2 separate regions of the Homo sapiens genome follow, and region 1 is linked to region 2. Evidence: chromatin contacts called from ENCODE Hi-C or POLR2A ChIA-PET data. All regions are on one chromosome and are shown on one strand. Each heading gives the region's core, a stretch centred on a gene start or an enhancer-like site at or near the end of the contact. The rest is flanking DNA. Distances are from core to core; before and after follow the strand shown. Region 1 has its middle 18 kb from the start of MIR1587. Region 2 has its middle 47 kb from the start of MIR3937.

Region 1 (6,350 bases), core at 1,164-3,663, 240 kb before region 2:
TTCCTTTAGGTGAGGTGACCAAGGTGGGCCCAGGCCTCCAGAAGTCACTTCCTAATTACCTAGGAAGGGGAGGGAGAACCTCTCCCCATCCTGTCCTGGCAGCACAGAAGGCTGCTTTGATTTGATTAACTGATGGTCACCCACGGGACCCTGGACTTGCCAGTGAAGGGTCAGCTCAGGATAGGCAGGAGGCTGGCACAAAGTGTCAGCCTCTCTGGGAGCAGGCGAACACCAGGCAGCCCTCAGCCTGGCCCCAGAGGGGTTGTGGTCTGTGGGTGTCCCCAGGCCTTGTCTGACTCACACAGCTCCCTAAATGTCCCAGGTCTGCCCCTGGGGGTGTGCAGTTTGGCTCCAGCTCTGTCAACACTCTGGACTTGATGTAGGTACTGAGTGACTGGAAAAGCAGCCCTGACTGCAGCCACCCAAAGCCCAGCCCACTCCTGGGTGCAGGGCGGGCAGCCCTTCCTCCTCCCTGGACTCTGTTTCCACCACACATGAATCCTGGGCCTGCCTGGCCCCGACGCATTTTTTATTTTGCTATCTATATTCTTTCCATTGTCCTGATGTAAATAATTTAAACTGACATAGAAAGAAAGGGCAGGCCTTGCTACAAAATGGAGGCTGTCAACTCCCCGAACCTCCATTTCTTTTCGCCTCCTGTGCTCATCTCTTCCCTGTTCTGTTCGATTTGCCTCGTTCTAGAACCTTTCTCTAGTGCTCTCTTGTTTTTTTGTTTTTTTTTTTTTTTTTTTTGAGAAAGAGTCTCACTGTGTCGCCCAGGCTGGAGTGCAGTGGCGTGACCTCGGTTCACCGCAACCTCTGCCTCACGGGTTCAAGCGATTCTCCTGCCTTAGCCTCCCGAGTAGCTGGGATTACAGGCACACGCCACTATACCTGGCTAATTTTCATATTTTTAGTAGAGACAGGGTTTCACCATGCTGGGCAGGCTGGTCTCAAACTCCTGACCTCAGGTGATCCGCCCACCTCGGCCTCCCAAAGTGCTGGGATTACAGGCATGAGCCACCGTGCCCGGCCTCTAGTGCTCTCTAGCTCCACACACATGCATGCATGCACATGAACACGCCACACACGTGCACACACACACCCTTCTCCCCCTCCCCCCAGGTGTCAGTGAGCAGAGTGTGTGTGACATTGTGTGTCTGTCTCTGGGATACAGTTTCTCTCTCTTGGTGTGAATTGCCTGTCTCGTCTGCATTTCTCATTCTGTTTCTCATCTCCCTACTTTCCTTTGCCTCTCTCTGCTGTTTGCATATGTGAGGGAAAGAGCTGCTTCATTTGTGAAGTGGCCTTATTCCATGGCCTCATTATGCAATCACACAGCATGGAGCTCTCTTGGGGGTTAAGTGGGGAAGGCAGAAGACAGGGCCAGGGAGAATTCATCATCTTTCCCCCGGAAAGCTGTGCATTTTCAGAAGATATAAGGGACAAGTTTGGGGTTCACAGACCCTCAGGGGCTTTTGTGCGTCACCTGGACCTTCTGTGATCGGTACATGGAGCTGCAGCTGGCCACTGGCATTGTCTGGAGAGCAGCCCTGGCCTCTCTCAGCCTTGAACCAGGAAGCAGGCTTTATTTGTCAGGAGAGGGCATAGCCAGGATTTCCTGAAGGTTCTGGCCTCCAGCCTGCAACCCGGCACTGTCCAATAGAAATATAATGCAAGCCACAAATGTGAGCCACATATGTATTAATAATTTTAATGTTCGAGAAGCCACATTAAAAAGGTAAAAAGGAACAGGTGAAATTGACTTAATCATATATTTTGATCAACCCGATGTATCTAAAATATTATCATTTCAATATGAAACCAGGAAAAAATTATTGACAAGGTATTTGACATTCTTTTCTTGAAACTAAATCTTCAAAGTCTGGTGTGCATTCTATGCTGACAGAGGATCTCAATTTGGCCGGGCCACATTTCAAGTGTTCAGTAGAAACATGTGGCTAGTGGCCCCTGTCCTGGACAGCACAGGCCCAGCCTACCAAGCCTGAGGTCTGGAAGTTCTGTTTCGGCTGTCTAAATGGCAGCAATACAAGCGCGTCCTCAGTGTGTATGTCTGATGGGAAGACGACGAGGTGATGTGCGGGAAGTTCACTGAGCCATTATTCTCCCATTACCATCATTAGCAGTAATCATCATGAATGCACTGGCATGGCCCACGTCCGGCCCTGTTGCTGCTTGCTTCCAGTTCACGCGGCATTCTGTGCCGGGGAATTGCTGACCCAGATTCTGTTTTGCTGGGGGGGCAGAGGGAGCTGAGGGTGCAGTTTCCAGGTGCTCTAGGCCTGCCTCCCAGCTGAGACCCCACCTACTAGGTGTGTGCTCCTCCCCTTTCTTTAGGTACCAGGCACCCCTCCAGCTTCTATATATAGCACTCTGTGGCGACAGCTGGCTATCTGATGACTCATCAGTCACCGTGGGCGTCTCCGGATGGAACCCTGAACATTTATTCAGAGGGTGCTTTTGCCAGTTTCTGAACGACTCCTAGTAAGTCCTGCCTTTTGGGGATTGTTTTAACCCCATGGAGATTGGGGGTTTGAAGACTCAGTGGGTTCCTGTCTGAAGGCCTCTGGGGGCTTAAAAAGTCCAGTGGGGCTTTGGGGAACTGGCTCCAGGTAAGCCTGTGAACGCAGAGGAATGCATTCTCAAACTGAGGGCTTGAGTGGTCTCTCCTTGGTCATCTGTCCATCTAAGTACCTGGCTGGCCCCAGATTGCCCCTGGAAGTGGGGCTTGGGAGATGTTAGCTCCTTTCAGGAGCTGCAGGGCTCCTCCCATGTATTTTCTGTGGGGCATCAAAGACCCAGGGCTGGCTTTGGAGCTGGGTTTAATGTAGGCTGCTCTGCTCACCAACTCCACCATCCTGGGCAAGTCCCTTCTGCTCTCTGGGTTTCCGTTTCCTCCTCTGTGCAATGCAGTCAATACCATTGTGGCCGTCTGGTTCTGAGGGTTGGAGGAGGTGCCGTCTGTAACAACTGTTATTACTGTGCAGCCCAGGGGCCCCATCACTTCGGTTTTCTCAGAAGCAGCTTCTGAGACGCGGATTCGTGTGGAAGCAATTTATTAAGGAAGTGCTCCCAAGAAACACGGAAGGGTATGGAAGGGCAGGACCAAGAAGGGGAGGAAGCCAGTTTCAGACAAAGTCCCTCTGCAGAAGGGTCTTAGTCCATCCAGGCTGCTGTAACACGGTACCACACGCGGGGGGGCTGATAAACCACAGACACGTACTTCTCATGGTTCTGGAGGCTGAGAGGCCGAGATCAGGGTACCAGCACGGTCGGGTTTGGGGGAGGGCCCTCTTCTGGGCTGTAGATTGCCAACTTTTCCTTGTGCCCTCACATGGCAGAGACAGGGAGAGAGAGCTCTCTGGGGTCGCTTTTTATAAGGGCACTGACCCCCTTCATGAGGGCTCCATCCTCATGACCTCATGACCTCCCAAAGGAGGAGCTCTGGAGGGCAAGTGTCAACTCAGAGCCTGTCCTGACTCCAGGCAAGAGCACTGTACCTGCATGCTCCCTTGCACCAGCTAGGAGCTACCGTGAGTGTGGGGATTGAAACTCCTGGGTACTTCTGGCTCTGAGGGGGATGTGCCCCGGGCGGGCCTGCAAAGAGTCCCAGGCACAGGCTGTGGGAATTAGGAGAGGGGAAGCTATATGGGGTGGGGGAAGGAGCCCGAGGGGATGTGGGTGAAGCATCTAGAGTGTCCCCACCACCCCTTTGCTTATCTGTCCTCCCACCAGAGGGGGCCAGGCCAGCACCCCTGTATGGATGGGACTGGGGCCGGGGAAGGAGGCTGGAGTCAGGAGGAGAGGCACCACCCAGGCCTTACTCTTCATATGGGTGGAACCATCCCATGAACAAGTGGGATGAGGAAGCCTGAGGAGCTTTTGGCCAAGCTTAGCCTCTGGGGGTGCCCAACACTGGGCACGGATAGGGCTGGGGCACAGACCCAATATTCCAGTACCTCCAAGTCTTTTGTCCGGCACCCAGGCTAGGGGCCCTGAAGATGCTTCACTGTCCAGCGGGATGGGGTTGGGGAAATATTTTTGTTCTCTTCAGCTCAGTAGCCTTCTTCCTTCCTTTCATCACCTTGTCTAAGACTGGCCGGGTCTTTTCTCAAGGTCACCCCAGGAACCAGGGTTCCTTGGGTTCTGTCGCCAGCTCTGGGCACCTCTCCACCATGGGCCACCTGGCTCTTTCATTTTCTTACTTCCAACTTCCACCTTCTCTTCTGCAGCATTGAGCTGCTTTTCTCAGCCTCTCTGGACTTAAAGCAACTTGGCCCAAAGGCTGCCAGTTGCCCTTTCTCAACCCTCCAATGCTTCTGTGCCCTCTACCAGGGATGGGGCTGTGGAATCCAGAGCACACCCGGTTGCCTTCCCTAAATTTCCATTCACCAGCAAAGATGAGTTTATTTTCCACTGTCAGGAATTCAGAGTTTGAATGATTTTACCACTGCTCTGTTCTTGGTGCAGCTGGGATTCTATTTATCACTGGGTTAGGAATTTCACTTCCTGCCTTTTCCATCCCAGAAGAATTCTCTCCCCTCCCCTCCCTTCCTCTTCTCTCTTTCCCCCTTCTCTCCTTTCCTCTTTTCCCTTCTCCTCTGCCTGCTTTTCCATCCCTCTCCCCTTCTCCTCTCCTTCCCCACCCTCCTCTTCCCCCCTTTCCATTTTGTTCCCCTTCTCCATTCTCTCCCTTTTTTCTTCCCCCCTCTCCCCTGCCCTTTTCTGTCTCCTCTCCTTTCTCCCCTTCCCTTTTTCTCTCTTCCCCCTCCTCTCCCTCTCCCGCCCCTCCCCCACATACTGTTTTGCTGTCCTCAGGGTGACGGTGACTTAGGCCAGCCCTGGGGATGGGTGGGAGAGCAGCTGAGAATCCAAAGGCAGGAGAGTGCACAAAAAAGAGATATGTCGACAAGTGGCTAGGGACCATGTTCCTGCTTTAGCTACGCACTGTGTCAAGCGCTGAAAGTCACTACACAGGCAGTCATTATTATGATTTTTACCTTACAAAAAATGCTTCACCCAGGGCATGGCATCTACTTGGTATTCAGTAGCAGTCAAATTGGAAAAAGGAGGCTTTCAAAGAGTCATTAAGACAAACACTGTTTGAAAATTATACAGAAATTCTATTTAGCTATTTGAAAATGAAAGAGTATTATACTGTCTTTGTAAAAATGCTTTTTTTCCAGTTGCTCACTGATTTTTTTCCCCCCAGTTGCGGTGGCTGATTAGTGTTTTCGTAGCGTCTCTTCCAGTTCACCGCAGACCTGCTGTTCCGTGGAGTCTGGTGTTGCAAAGCTTGTTGCAAAGCTTGTGCTGAGGAACTGCGAGGGGTCTCTGGGAATCTCTCTCAGGTTGCCGGGACCAGAGAGCCATGTGTCTGGCTAATGTGACCATCCCTCAACAAGGGTACTGCTCACTGGATTTCTCTACACAGACTCCCCTCCTGAGGAACTGACTAGGCATGAAAGATCTCCCCCAAGAATTGTTTAGTGACAGCTTAAGCTAGGCTAGCCTCTCTGCCTCACTAAGCTCAGCTGAGGTCAGAGTGGTGGGGTGTGACGCCCGCAACTCCGGGCAGTTAACTCACACAAAGGGAAAACTCTCTCCCCACCTTGCCTACCTGCCTCCCTGCCTGTGGGCAATTTTGCCAATGTTTTCCATTAGTCACAAAGGAGAGGGGCAGGTGGGGGCAGGGTGGTCAGTGGGGACAATCATTACACAGGAAGAAAACCAAAACCATATTACTATCTAAGGCACTGTGCTAAGTGCTGGCATTAGGGTTGCATTTGGTGAAAATCCACATATAACACAGAAAAATCTATGAACCATCTAGAAATCCTAACTTCTTGACCCTTGAACTCCTTCTTTAAGAAGATCACTTGTTCATGGAGGGCTTCCCTGACCCCTGGGCAGGCTCCTTCCCCATTCTCTTGGCTGCTTCTGCCAGCACTTGGTGTCCTTTGCCTGAGGCTCTCTTTGGCTGCGTGAGTGGGCAGCCCTCCCTAACACCCTCAACTCTGACTGTTAGGATTCCGTAAGTAAATGCTCCAGCCTCCTCATCCTTCAGGAGGGATGATCTGAGGTGTGTTCCACACTGTCAACCAGGGGTATCCTGCAGGACCCAGCCCCATTTGCCCCAACAAATGCGGACAAATGGGTGGGAGCCTACTTATCAATACGGCCTCTGACTGCCCCCCTGGCTCTCTCTCCATGTCCTCATTGCCCTACTGATGCTTCCTGGAATCACCTCCCAAAGAAACTGCTTGCACACAAAACCTTGTATGCAAGACATTTGCAATCTAAATTAAGTCTCCCTGTTCTTTCTCAGG
Region 2 (5,576 bases), core at 2,305-4,804:
CCACTCGCTCTGCTCCGTCTTCCGAGGGACCTCACTTGTACTCAGGGCTTTCATTCCCGCTTCTTTGCTGGTGACTCCTGTATCCATGTTTTAGTACAGATCTCTCAGTTGCAATCTAAGCCCTCACATCTTATCTGTCCATGTGCCATCTCTGTTTTTAGACATTTCACAGGCTTCTCAACATGTCCAAGGCTGAACTCAGCAACTGCCACTCCTGCGCCCAGCAAACCTACTCCTCCTCCGTATTTCTTGTCTCTGTGGATGGCACCACCATCCCTTCACGCTCCCAAGCCTGAAACTTGAAACTCATTTGTGGCAGACACTGTTGATTGGCTAACCCAACCCTCATTCCTGACAAGGAACCACATCGTGGAACCATGGGCCACACTTTAGGCTGATGACTCTAAACAGAAGTTTGCTGTGGGTTCCTGGGAAAGTTTTTATTCCCCTGATACAGGTGCTGCTCTTTCCTCTTCTTCCTGCTAGAAGGTAGACATGAAGGCAAGAGCAGTAGCAGGCATTTTGTAACCATGAGGGAGGGACCAAAAGAATCGCAGAGACTAAGGTGCTGACATTCTTGGACAGATATTTGCCTACTTCCTCTTTTCTTGTCGCATGAGCAAACTATATCTTATTTGTTTAAGCCGTGATGGTCAGATTCTTAGATCCATGTACCCCATAGCAGATGTACTGCTTGGATTTCCCCTTGTAAGATAGAGACACTCATTTCTTCAGCTGTTGAGAGTGATAAATGCTGGATGTCACCCAGTCCAAAATGTTTCATAATTTCCACAATTTCTTCCAAGATTCCATAGTCTGGCTTAGCCTGCTCTTTTCCTGGTGTTTACTTATTTATCTGATTCATTCACTGGGCTGTAAGTTTATGGCCATGTATTTTTGTGATGTTATTCCTCTGGTACTCGACACAGGAGCTAGGACATAGTCTACTTCTATGCTTCATGTTTCATGATCATTCACTCTCCAGGGTGCTGTCTTCTGAATACGTCCAGTTTGCTAATGACTTTTTCAAAGTATGACTTTCAGAACTGAGCGGAATGTGCCAGGAGTGGTCTTGACAAGAGTGGGACTATCATTTCCCTTTTCATAGACAATTACATCTGACTGTAGCCTATAGCAGGATTCTTTTTTCTCCGGCCACCATCCCCCACTCTTTACTTATACTGAATTTAGTGGCCATTACAGCTTTTTTTCATCCAAGATGTCACTAAGACACATTCCTCACATCCTATACCTGGACTTCTGCTTCCTGGATCGAGGCTAGGACTTTATATTTTTCCCTATCAAATGTCACCATTCCCATCAGTCTTGACTGCTAATTTTAATTGGTACTAGAACGGAATACGACTTTTGCATTTTTATTTAAATATTTGAATGTAATTTACTATAATTTCTGCAAATCGTCTCAAAACCTTTATACAAGAGGATGCAGAGGAAAATAAATAAATGAATGAATAAAAATACTGATGCGACTATCTCTATTGTAACAGTCTGTGGGAACATCACTGGAATCCTAGTAGATTATCCAGTCTTTTAATTGCTCTGCCAGCTTGGGGCAACCAGAAATTTGATAGGTGTGTGTCTTTTTTTTTTTTTTTTTTTTTTTTTTTTTTTTTTTTTGGGGACAGGGTCTCACTCTGCCACCCAGGCTGGAGTGCAGTGGCACAATCTCAGCTCACTGCAGCCTCTGCCTCCCGGGTTCAAGAGAGATTCTTGTGCCTCAGCCTCCCGAGTAGCTGGGACTATAGGCGTGCGTCACCATGCCCAGCTAATTTTTATATTTTTAGTAGAGATTGGTTTTCACCATGTTGGCCAGGCTGGTCTCGAACTCCTGACCTCAAGTGATCCGCCTGCCTCGGCCTCCCAAACTGTTGGAATTACGGGCAGAGCCACCACGCCCAGCTAGGTGTTTGTCTTACATTGGTCCATCTGCCCCTTGCAAAAAAATGTTGAACAGGACTGAAGAAAGAGCCATAGAGGGGTGTCTGGAAGTGTGTCACCTACTTCAGATTTGGAAAGTATCTCTCCTGCTTTGGAGCTGTAACTCAAGTTTCCTTCCCTCACCACCACCACCTGGTTCCAGCAGCGCTGACAGTAAGTGAGGGCAAGAGGGTGTCAGATGGGGGCCTAGAAAGGCCCTTATGCCAAATCCATGTCATTTCTTTTTGGATTACTTGCTCTTTAACACTCTCAGGACTTCTTCTCTCCTCCCCTAGTGCAGAAAATGGAGAGCGAGCTGGTTCTTGGGCACAGACAGGAGCTGATCTGGGCCCAAGAGGATTGCAGTCACCCTGGCTCCACGGGTGCACTCTCTGCCAGGCATGTCCTCTTGGGTATGGATGTAGGATGCCAGGGCACACTTTTTATGACCACGTGCTTTCTCTTTCTTCCTGCATTAGAATTTTTTTCACCACGTCAGCCTGCTTATTAAGAAACTCCCAGGTGCTTTTTACCTCGGCTCCACGCCTGCCCTCAAGCTCTGGCCTCTGCTGTTTTGTGGTCTACCCTGTGTGCGTGCCAAAATGTGTTGGTTGAGTCTCAGAAAACACGCGGGAGGAGGAGCCAAAGGTCACAGCATGCAACCTACCCAACTTTCCTGGGAGTGTGGGTGGCACCCACTTAACCCCATCTCTTCTCTTTCCACCCCTCCCCCTGGGCAAACTGAGCTGTCCCCTGCCTGTGTTTACTCCCAATTTCAACGACCTCTCCGCTAACTCACTCCATATGTTAATTTCTCTGTCTTCCACTCCAGCGGTAAACCTCAGGGTTAACCCTCCGCTCCCCCTTCCAAATCCGGGACTGGACTTTCCCTCCTCTTTCCTCCCTTTCCTTGTCTGAGATCAGAGTTCTTAACCTTTTCTCTGCCGTGGACCCCTGCGTCGCGCTTCTCAAACTTTAACGTAAATAGGGAATTACCCCAGGATTCATTAAAATGCAGATGCTGATTCAGTAGGTCTAGGCGGGCCCGAGATTTGCATTTCTAACAAGCTCCCAGGTGATGCTGCTGGTCCGTAGACCACATTTTTAGTAGCAAGGTCTCAGAGGCTTTCAAACCTGTGTGTGTGTGTTTGGCGGGGGGGAGCGGGGGGGCGGGAGGCTGCCCGCACCGCCTCCCCCGTCTCCCCAAGCACCAGGAAAAATCTGTGGGCACATTTGATGCATAAACAGACTCCGGCGGCTGCAGAGCATCACAGGTGCGCGTCCTGCCGGCCCTAGCCCCGCCGCAATTCATCAGCTCCCAAAGAATGCTTCTTTATAATCAGGAAATAGGAACCGACTCTCCCCGAGCGGGGAGCGCAGCCTGCACTCCTCCCACCTTTCCGGGCCGCTGCGCAAGGGGCGGACTTCAGGCGGGGCGGCTTCATAAACCAGAAAAAAAGAGACGAAACAATTAAACCTAGCGAGCCGGGATTGCTCCAAGGAACAGGATTTCAAAGGCAGAGGAGTCTGGCTCGTTTCCAGGCAGTGGGATCAGCCAAAGGGCGCGGGCTGCCCTCCCTCAGCGTGACAGGTGCGCCCCGGGCAGGCACTGGCCTCCCGGCTTGCCCTCTGCCCATCGCCCCCCGCGTTAGTGAAGAATGACTCAGGTTGGTAGGATAATCGACCCCTGCTAGCCCCGTGCAGTAGGAAAACACAGAGAAAAGCCACATTCCTTGTAGTCCAGCCGTGGAGCTGTGCTTGCTTTAGAATCACACCTTCCAGAGATGTTCTAGAATCTGGCTTTTCCAACTGCGTATATCTTTTTCTTCCTCTCTTTCTCTCTTTCTTCCTCCCCTCCCCTCCCATCCAACCTCCCTCCCTCCCTCCCTCCCTTCCTTCCTTCCTTCCTTCCTTCCTTCCTCAGTGAGGTCCTTACCTTTTACCTAAATAGTTATTTTGCTCATTGAATCTAGAGCTGGACACTGGATATTTACAAACTCAAACAAATAAATGCTATTACCTCCCAATTTCCGGTTTAATACAGACAATAACCACAGCATGAAATTTGTAAAGTATTTTAAAAGGAAAAAAAATTGTCTTACTCCGACTGTGGTCCCTGGACCAACTGCATCATCACCTGGGATATTCTCTGGCCCCAGCTTAGACCTCCTGACTGAGACACTCTGGGGAGTGGGACGTGGGACCCCACCACTCTGGTTTTTTTTTTTTTTTTTTAGACAGAGTCTTGCTCTGTCGCCCAGGCTGGAGTGCAGTGGCACGATCTCAGCTCACTGCAACCTCTGCCTCCCAGGTTCAAGCGATTCTCCTGCCTCAGCCTCCCAAGTAGCTGGGATTACAGGCATGCACCACCATGCCCAGCTAATTTTTGTATTTTTAGTAGAGGCAGGGTTTTGCCATGTTGGCTAGGGTGGTCTCCAACTCCTGACCTCAGGTGACCCACCTGCCTCAGCCTCCCCAAGTGCTGGGATTACAGGCGTGAGCCACCGCACCTGGCCGCCATTCTGTTTTAACAAGCCCTCTGGGCTGAAGTTTGAGAAGCAGCTCTCTAGAGAAATGCAGAGCCCATACTCAAGGTTTGTGTCGTGTACAAGAAAGAGAGTTGGAGAGCAAAGGGGAATTCACGTGCTCTGGCTCCTGGGATGGGGGAAGGGTGGACACTGGTCTAGGAGAGGCAATAAAGTTCTGACAGCACATGCCTCAGACGAGCCCAGGCCACTGCAAGTGAATAGAGGCTGCGCTGGAGAGGCTCTAGTGCTCCACTGTGTAACCCACCCGCCCACACTAACTGCCAGGAAACAGGATTGTCTACTTTGTGCTAATAAGCTGCCTCGGTTCTTCTAACATACCGAACGTGATAAGAGCATGGAGGGATGAAATATCTGGAGTAGTTAAGTAATCAAGGCAGGAATAATTAGGTAGACTAAACCCCAACAGAAATAATCCATCTTTTGGAAAGAAATGACATTTTGAAAAATTTAGAAATCTTCATCAAGCTATTATGCTGCTGAAATATATAAGCACTTTGCATTATGTTTTCTTTCCTGCAACACGCAACACATACGAGAGTAATTAAGGGATTTCACTCTGTCCTGAGCACTTCATCTCAATGATGGTGGCGCTGGACACTGGGGACTAATATAAATAACTCATCAATTATCTTTCCTAAATAAATTGTCTATTGGTTTAAAGAGCATATTATTTTGTATCCAGGTATTTTAGAGAGTTTTGCTAAATGTTGCAAGCTTTTAGGATGTTTTATTGTTGCATAAACAGGGGAAGCAAAACGGGTCCCATTTCAAAAGTTTTCATGGACCCAGAGGGTTCCTTCTCTTTCCTCTCTTGCTACTTCATCAGTTGATATTTGTGATTAACCTGCTCCATGAAATATGGGAGCTCTTACTCTGGAATGCAGGAGAAGATTTTAGCAGATTATATCCCCCTGTGAAAAATGGCCTTTGTCATCAGTGACTTGGAGAGGACGCTGTGGTGTGCTCAGATATATGGATTAGCAAGGAGCACCATGGTGTGAGATAAGACGGCGCTGGGCTGGGCTTGGGGAGTCCAGGGGTGTGCCCTTGAAAAAAGCGTGTAAGGACCGTGAGCGTCGGTTTTCTCAT

The links. A loop is a pair of places that touch in the nucleus more often than their neighbours do. ChIA-PET counts read pairs that join two places held with the same protein, here RNA polymerase II (POLR2A). Pooled maps may share reads with other maps.
Region 1: a loop to region 2 is called in a pooled map, with 8 times the contacts of the local background. The contact joins two enhancer-like sites. A Hi-C loop is called at or near these places in 9 of 50 pooled maps. POLR2A ChIA-PET finds 5 or more read pairs at or near these places in 2 of 52 experiments (K562 and activated CD4-positive, alpha-beta T cell).

The regions. Positions count from the first base shown.
Region 1 is chrX:39,851,919-39,858,268 of GRCh38, reverse strand. No RefSeq gene overlaps it. Among named protein-coding and RNA genes, the nearest start is that of MIR1587, 18 kb to the right of the region's middle. RefSeq lists enhancers at 1-340, 2,442-2,521, 2,792-2,911, 4,660-4,954. Within about 2 kb of position 2,413, at least 10 of the 41 ENCODE cell types and tissues checked have a DNase peak (open chromatin) inside an H3K27ac peak, as active enhancers do.
Region 2 is chrX:39,611,554-39,617,129 of GRCh38, reverse strand. No RefSeq gene overlaps it. Among named protein-coding and RNA genes, the nearest start is that of MIR3937, 47 kb to the left of the region's middle. RefSeq lists an enhancer at 2,360-2,559. Within about 2 kb of position 3,554, at least 5 of the 41 ENCODE cell types and tissues checked have a DNase peak (open chromatin) inside an H3K27ac peak, as active enhancers do.